Linked DNA regions of Homo sapiens: region 1 is linked to region 2. A link is a contact called in ENCODE Hi-C or POLR2A ChIA-PET data. All regions are on one chromosome and are shown on one strand. Each heading gives the region's core, a stretch centred on a gene start or an enhancer-like site at or near the end of the contact. The rest is flanking DNA. Distances are from core to core; before and after follow the strand shown. Region 1 has its middle 34 kb from the start of CDK17. Region 2 overlaps ELK3 (ETS transcription factor ELK3).

Region 1 (3,622 bases), core at 252-2,751, 190 kb after region 2:
TATATATATCATAACACCACAGGCCACTCCCTGGTTTTCACCCATGGATCACTTACATCAAATAATATACACAATCATTAATAGTTAATGAATAGTTATTAATACAATTATTACTAGTAATAATGCATTAATAATTAACACAATGTGTTTCAGTCCATCACAGTGTGTATCTCCCAGGATGAGGCCACTTAGGTTTTCAGGTTTCATTTAGATCTTGTCAGGTTCCAAAAGCAGGAGTGGCCTCCATAGATATGCTGCCTCACCCTTTCAGGCATCTGGGGAATTGAGGTAAGTGGCTGGGCATGGTGGCTCACACCTGTAATCCCAGAACTTTGGGAGGCCTAGGTGGGCGGATCACTTGAGGTCAGGAGTTTGAGACCAGCCTAGCCAACATGGTGAAACCCCATCTCTACTAAAAAAAAATACATAAATTAGCTGGTTGTGGTGGCAGGCGCCTGTAATCCCAGCTACTTGGGAGGCTGAAGCAGAATTGCTTGAACCCATGAGGCGAAAGTTGCAGTGAGCCAAGATTGTGCCACTGCACTCCAGACTGGGCGACAGAGCAAGACTTTGTCTTTAAAAAAAAAAAAAAAAAAAAAAAAAAAAAGGCCGGGCACTGTGGCTCACGCCTGTAATCCCAGCACTTTGGGAGGGTAAGGCTGGCAATCACCTGAGGTCAGGAGTTAGAGACCAGCCTGAGTGAAACCCCATCTCCACTAAAAATACGAAATTAGCCGGGCATGGTGGCACATGCCTGTAATCCCAACTGCTCGGGAGGCTGAGGCAGGAGAATTGCTTAAACCCAGGAGGCGGAGGTTGCGGTGAGTTGAGACTATGCCATTGCACTCCAGCCTGGGCAACAAGAGCGAGACTCCATCTCAAAAAAAAAAAAAAAAAAGAGGAAAGCGAGTGTAGGAGGCAAGATGGTGAAAGAGGATCAATAATTACACTGGGAGTAGAGGTTTGGAGGAAGTGTCAGTACATTCAAGTGTTCCCTTAGGAGAACCAAGTTATGTGCAGTAGCTTCATTTATTTTATTTTATTTATTTATTTATTTTTTAAGATGGAGTCTCGCTCTTGTTGCCTGGGCTGGAGGGCAGTGGTGCGATCTGGGCTCACTGCAACCTCCACTTTCCAGACTCAAGCAATTCTCCTGCCTCAGCTTCCTGAGTAGCTGGGATTACAGGCACGTGCCACCATGCCCAACTAATTTTTATATTTTTAGTAGAGACGGGGTTTCACCATGTTGCCCAGGCTGGTCTTGAACTCCTGACCTCAAGTGATTCGCCCCTCTTTGGCCTCCAAAAGTGTTGGGATTACAGGCATGAGCCGCCGTGCCCAGCTGGCTTTATTTATTTTATTAAACACTAAAGAGAAGGGCAGAGGTCTTGGAAACATTTCGGTTACACAGACACACTTACAAAGAAGACTAACAGTGTAATAGTGCAAGCCAAAGATGCGTAATGAGTGATGCAGATCATAAGTGCAGTAGAGACTTGAAAGGAAGGGAAACCACAGTGGATTACAGTGGTCAGGAAGGGCCTCACGTGACATGTGAGACTTGAACTTTGAAGAATGTTTAAGAGTCAGTTAAGGGAAGACAAGAGAGCATTCTTGATAGATAGAGAGATGGATAGAGAAAATGGAAAGAGCAAAGTTGTGGAATGAAGAACATGCCAAGAATACAAGAGTGCCAATTAGGATTAATACAGTGGTCTCTTAAAATGATAACGCTATGAACCAGGAAGTTGGTTCTGTTTTAGCAATTTAAAAATCTGGTTGTGAAATTATAAAGGTGGAGCTAGTTACAAATTACTGTTTCAAAAATAATTATAGCCTGGGCACGAGGGCTTATTCCTGAAATGCCAGCACTTTGGGAAGCTGAGGTGGGAAGATTACTTGAGGACAGGAGTTCAAGACCAGCCTGGACAACATGGCAAGACCCCATCTCTACAAAAAATTAAAAAATTAGCCTGGTGTGGTGGTGTGCACCTGTGGTGCTACTTGGGAGGCTGAGGTGGGAGGATTTCTTGAGCCCAGGAGGACGAGGCTGCAGTGAGCTGTGTTCATGCCACTGCACTCTAGCCTGGGCAACAGAATAAGACCCTGTCTCTTAAACAAAATTATAACAAATACAGACTTAAATTCAAAATAATATAGTTGGTCAAATTGTTAATTTATTAAAAACTATAGCACTGGTCATTTCTATAACCACAAATATCAACATAAAGTTACAAGATTATACAAACATGCTAGTCATGACTAGTTGACTAAAATATATAAGGTACAAGGTAAAGGACAAAATAGAAAGTATCCATGTCTATGAATAAAGGGTTATTAAAAATTATTGTGGCCAGGTGCGGTGGCTCATGCCTGTAATCCCAGCACTTTGGGAGGCCGAGACAAGAAGATCACGAAGTGAAGAGATCAAGACCATCCTGGCCAACATGGTGAAACCCTCTCTACTAAAATTACAAAAATTAGCTGGGTGTGGTGGCACATGCCTATAGTCTCAGCTACTCAGGTGGCTGAGGCAGGAGAATCACTGGAACCCAGGAGACGGAGGTTGCAGTGAGCCGAGATTGCGCCACTGCACTCCAGCCTGGGCGACAGAGAGAGATTCCATCTAACAAAAAAAAAATTGCATATAAGATATTCTAAGAACTACGTGAGACAAAAAGTTATGGCATAGAACTGTCCTTAAAGAACTAAAATCTAGAGATGTCTGTGTGTGGCAAGATGGTAGGGCGAAAGGCTAAGGAATGTAGACTTTTTTTTTCTTTTTTTGAGATGGAGTCTTGCTTTGTCACATAGGTTGGAGTGCACTGGCTTGATCTCGGCTCACTGCAACCTGTGCCTCCCGGGTTCAAGCAATTCTCCTGCCTTAGCCTCCCGAGTAGCTGGGATTACAGGCGTGTGCCACCAGGCCCAGCTAATTTTTATATTTTTAGTAGAGGTGGAGTTTTGCTATGTTGCCTAGGCTGGTCTCGAACTCCTGGCCTCAAGTGATCAGCCCACCTCGGCCCCCAAAAATGCTGGGATTACAGGCGTAAGCCACCATGCCCAGCCCCACAGTGATTCTTTAAAATGTCAGTATCACCCCTGTTTCACACAGCTGGAAGTACATGGAGGAAGGCCTCCAGGAACTCAGCTGACACGCTCCCAGCACCTCCTCAACATTTTCCCAGCCTGTTCCCCATACTGCATACTGAGATGCTCCTGGTCCTCTCTTCCTACTTACTGTTCTACCTGGCCCTTTGGACTTCACCTTGCCACTACACCCCTAGTTATCAGTTTGCTGTCTACACATATAGGATGTTCTTTCAGCTACAAGAAACAGAAATCCCAACAAATAGTGGCCTAAGAGCATAATAATATTTGTTGTTCACTAAACAAGAGGCCAGTCTCAAGGTTAGTTTGGTAATTCAACAATGTAATCAAGAAGGCAGAGTCCACCATGCCTCCTCAGTAAGTCAGCAATGTCTGTCTTTGCGAAGCTCTTGCCTTGAGATCCCCTCATACAACGGCATTCAAGCTGGAATCGAGGGAAGAGAGGCCAAAGGCTTCCACTTCCCTAGCGTTTCTTTTATCAGGAAATAAATTTTTTCCTCATACCCTCAAT
Region 2 (3,815 bases), core at 407-2,906:
ATGTGGAGTTTGCATATGGCCTCTAATATCTGCCTGGGAGTTTTCAGTTTAAAAATGCCAGCAAAGAAGAACAAGCAGGTATATGTATGGGATACACCCACAGGGAGCTTTAACCAGCCTAAGAATGAGCCGTGGAAAATTGTGTCTTTCATGCCTGTGGCTTTATGCCTGGGTCAGTTCTCCTTATAGTTGGTAATTCATTCAACAAACATTTAATTAACTCATTTAAATATAATCCTAATAACATCATCAAGAAGGTAAATCTAATTCCATATGCATCTTTTCATTACCTAGCACTGCATATGCTTTTTTTAAATTACAAAACTTATCGAAATATTTCTCATCTATCTACTATTTGAGATTATTTACACAGACTCCTTCCTCTTCAAAGGGCACAGTGGAGCGTTTGTGTGTGTGTGTGTGTGTGTGTGTGTGTGTGTACATATGTAAACACACTGTGGACAGCCATACCTTTTCTTATAGGTAGGTATGCCTGTAACCTGTCAGGGTAACAGACAGCACTGAAATGGAAATGGAAATATGACCTGCTCTCTTGGCATTTTCTATGCAGTTAAAGTGAAATAATTGAGGGATCCTGTCACGAGATCCTGTCATGGGCTGCTGTCATGGGATGCCTTGGTCCCCAGAGGTGGCTGGTGAGTTGGGAAGGGTTCTTCTGCACAGGTCTGCCCGGAATCCTGTCCCAAAGGGACGACTTGCCCTTTAGGCTACTACTGCATTCTCAAAATGGCAACTTGGACGGGGTGAGGGATTAATTTTGGTATCTGGTCCTCCTCTTTTGCCTGGAACTGCCACTGGGCTCTGTTTGAAGGGGATGTTGCTTTTTCCTCTCACTAAAATTGGTCCCATCCTTGCTGCCCGTAACCTCACATGGAATGCCTGCCGGGCAAAGAGGCAGCCCTTTTGCAAATACGTATTTAATGGGAAATTACAAAGAGACTGGTCCCACCCATGTAAGAGGGAAGCGGATGTGTGTAACACTCTAAAACCACGCTGGAGATGCACTCAGCTCCACCCGACACAGACCAGCATCGCTCAGGTTACCAGGCAACTGTGAGCAACAAATACTTGTGAGTCTGGGATTGAAGGGGGTGGAAACCCGACTTTTTCTAAATATCCTCATCACTTACCATAATAAGAGCCCTTACCCAAGTGTGCTTGTGTCCCGGGCTGCCTAAGTTGGCCTGAATCTTGTGTCACCCTTCATAGTAGCCAAGACCTCAGGAGTCAGATTGCCTGGGTACCATCTGTTCTCTCCAGGTACAAGCTTCCAACAGTGTATAATTTATACTTTCCGAGCCTCAGCTTGCTTATCTCCAAAATGGGGATAATAATCATTCCATTCTCTAAGAGGATTGAGTGAGTTGATGGTTGACAGGTTCTTAGAAGATAGCCTGACAAATAATACGTGCTCAGCACATACTAGCTTGTATTATTCCTGACACTGAGTCTTCTCAGCAAACTCTTGGAAGGAAACTTCCCTCTGGAAGCCACAGAGAGATCTTCAAACATACATGGCGCTGCTTCTGGGGGCAGCCCTGGAAGATAAGGAAGAAGGGGCTGTCAGTGCAGCTGCAGGGACACACGTCCTCTGAGCCCAGGTTGTTCCTAATCCTCCAGCCGTGGGCACCGCTGTGGGGGGCTTTCCTTACCAGCTCCCCTCGTCTAGCAGATGTCCCCGGTGCTGAGTCACTGGGCTGCACTGCTCTGACCCACTTACTGTACCCGACCCTGCCCTCTTCCCTCCCAGTTCCACTCTTTAGCCTTCGACCCTGGCAGGTTTCCAGGTAGCCAGATCGAATCCGTCTTTCCCATTGGTCTCTAGAGAAGCATGACCTGCCTCGGTTCTTTCCAATGGCTGTCACTTCCTCCTTTTGGCCAGCTAGTAAATTGTCTCCATCCCCGTCACTGCGTAACCTTTCCCCAGAAAACTCTTGGTGTCCTCTCTGCTCCCCCAGCAGAGGCAGCAGCTACTGAAGGGCCCTTCCCAGTGTCTCCCTTTTTACATTCTGAGTAGGGTTATGACAGTTGCTTCTAGCTATAGAAAGTTCCCACTGTCTTCCACTTAAACACGTAAAATACTTAAGATTCTTATATGTTCTTTTCTTTAAAAACCAGCTTCATTAAGATAAAATTCACATACCATACAATTCACCCATTTACCATATACAGTTCAGTGGCTCTGAGTATAGAGTTCTGCACCCATCACCGTGACCCACTTTAGAACATTTTCATTACCTCCTTCCTTCCACCCCTCTCAGCCCTAGGTAACCATGCTCTACTTTCTGGTTTTTTGTATAGATATCATGATTCTGGACATTTCATATAAATGGAATCATATGTGACCTTTATCATGTAATATCTGGCTGCTTTCACTTTGCAGTGAATCATAGAATAGAATATTCTATTCTATGGCTCATGCCTATAATCCCAGCACTTTGGGAGGCTGAGGCGGGCAGATCACCTGAGGTCAGGAGTTCAAGACCAGCCTGGCCAACATGGTGAAACCCCGTCTCTATAAAAATTAGGCAGGGCGTGGTGGCTCACGCCTGTAATCCCAGCACTTTGGGAGGCCGAGGCAAGGCAGATCACGAGGTCAGGAGATCGAGACCATCCTGACTTACACGGTGAAACCCCATCTCTACTAAAAAAAATTAGCCAGGCATGGTGGCGGGCGCCTGTAGTCCCAGCTACTCAGAGGCTGAGGCAGGAGAATGGCGTGAATCAGGGAGGCGGAGCTTGCAGTGAGCCGAGATCACACCACTGCACTCTAGCCTGGGCAACAGAGCGAGACTCCATCTCAAAAAAAAAAAAAATTAGCTGGGCATGATGGTGGGTGCCTGTAATTCCAGCTGCTTGGGAGGCTGGGGCAGAAGAATCGCTTGAACCTAGGAGGCAGAGGTTGCAGTGAGCCGAGATCACGCCACTACATTCCAGCCTGGACGACAGAGCAAGACTCCATCTCAAAAAAAAAAAAAAAAAAAATCTATGATTCTGTTTAATGAAATTGAGGCCCATTATGTTATGTTTGTTCCTTACTATTCCAAACAATATTCCTTATTGTTCTTACTATAGTCTAGTAATTCATTATTCCTCAAATAATGAATTCTAGGCCTTGGTGCAGAGCTTCATTCTTTACTACAGCTGGATAATATTCCATTGTAAGGACACCCCACATTTCATTTATCCTTTTGCTGGTTGGTGGACAGGTGGGTTGTTCCTCATGTTCTTTTTAACACAGCAAGGCCATATGATCTGTCTGAGGCTGCCTTTCAGTTCCCAACCATTTTTTGAGCAGGAGAGACATTTTCTGTCATTTTTATCACAGCCCTTGGTTATTTCTTGATGTGTTCATGAATGTAATCCCAACTTAGACATGATGTTCCAAACCTATAAGAAAATTAGAATTTTTTTTTTTTTTTTTTGGGAAAGAAGAAACAGTTATTTAAGACTTGTTAGAATAAATGATTCAGATCCTTTTTCTTCTGTGTTTTTATTTTGGCTCTAAATAAAACATTTATAGAAGTTTGTCTTTTGTGTAATTATTTAGGCTCTAAAAACTTCACTCAGTTTAGATGAGTGTTCAAACTCGCTGAGGGAAAAAAATAAAGTTTTTCCCCAGGGAGAAAAATATTATGAGCTAAAACTAAAAATAACTTAAAATTTTAGCGAAGGAAGCATTAACACACCAGGCCAGCACACTTTCTTTTTAATGGGAACTGACCCTGGGTCAGGTGGGTCCAATGACACCCTTATTTAATTTATTTCCTGCTGGGAGCTGATTTTCCTGGGCA

The links. Hi-C counts contacts between places; a loop is a spot of excess contacts on that map. ChIA-PET counts read pairs that join two places held with the same protein, here RNA polymerase II (POLR2A). Pooled maps may share reads with other maps.
Region 1: a pooled map shows a loop between it and region 2 (2.9-fold over the local background). The contact joins two enhancer-like sites. A Hi-C loop is called at or near these places in 1 of 168 maps with a recorded cell type or tissue (CD4-positive, alpha-beta T cell) and 6 of 50 pooled maps. POLR2A ChIA-PET finds 5 or more read pairs at or near these places in 4 of 52 experiments (AG04450, T-cell, activated CD4-positive, alpha-beta T cell and 1 more).

Annotation. Positions count from the first base shown.
Region 1 is chr12:96,432,875-96,436,496 of GRCh38, forward strand. No RefSeq gene overlaps it. Among named protein-coding and RNA genes, the nearest start is that of CDK17, 34 kb to the left of the region's middle. Within about 2 kb of position 1,502, at least 5 of the 41 ENCODE cell types and tissues checked have a DNase peak (open chromatin) inside an H3K27ac peak, as active enhancers do; they include CD4-positive, alpha-beta T cell, where a contact is called at or near this core.
Region 2 is chr12:96,241,020-96,244,834 of GRCh38, forward strand. The region is part of intron 2 of ELK3 (ETS transcription factor ELK3); the gene reads left to right. Among named protein-coding and RNA genes, the nearest start is that of ELK3, 49 kb to the left of the region's middle. Within about 2 kb of position 1,657, at least 17 of the 41 ENCODE cell types and tissues checked have a DNase peak (open chromatin) inside an H3K27ac peak, as active enhancers do; they include CD4-positive, alpha-beta T cell, where a contact is called at or near this core.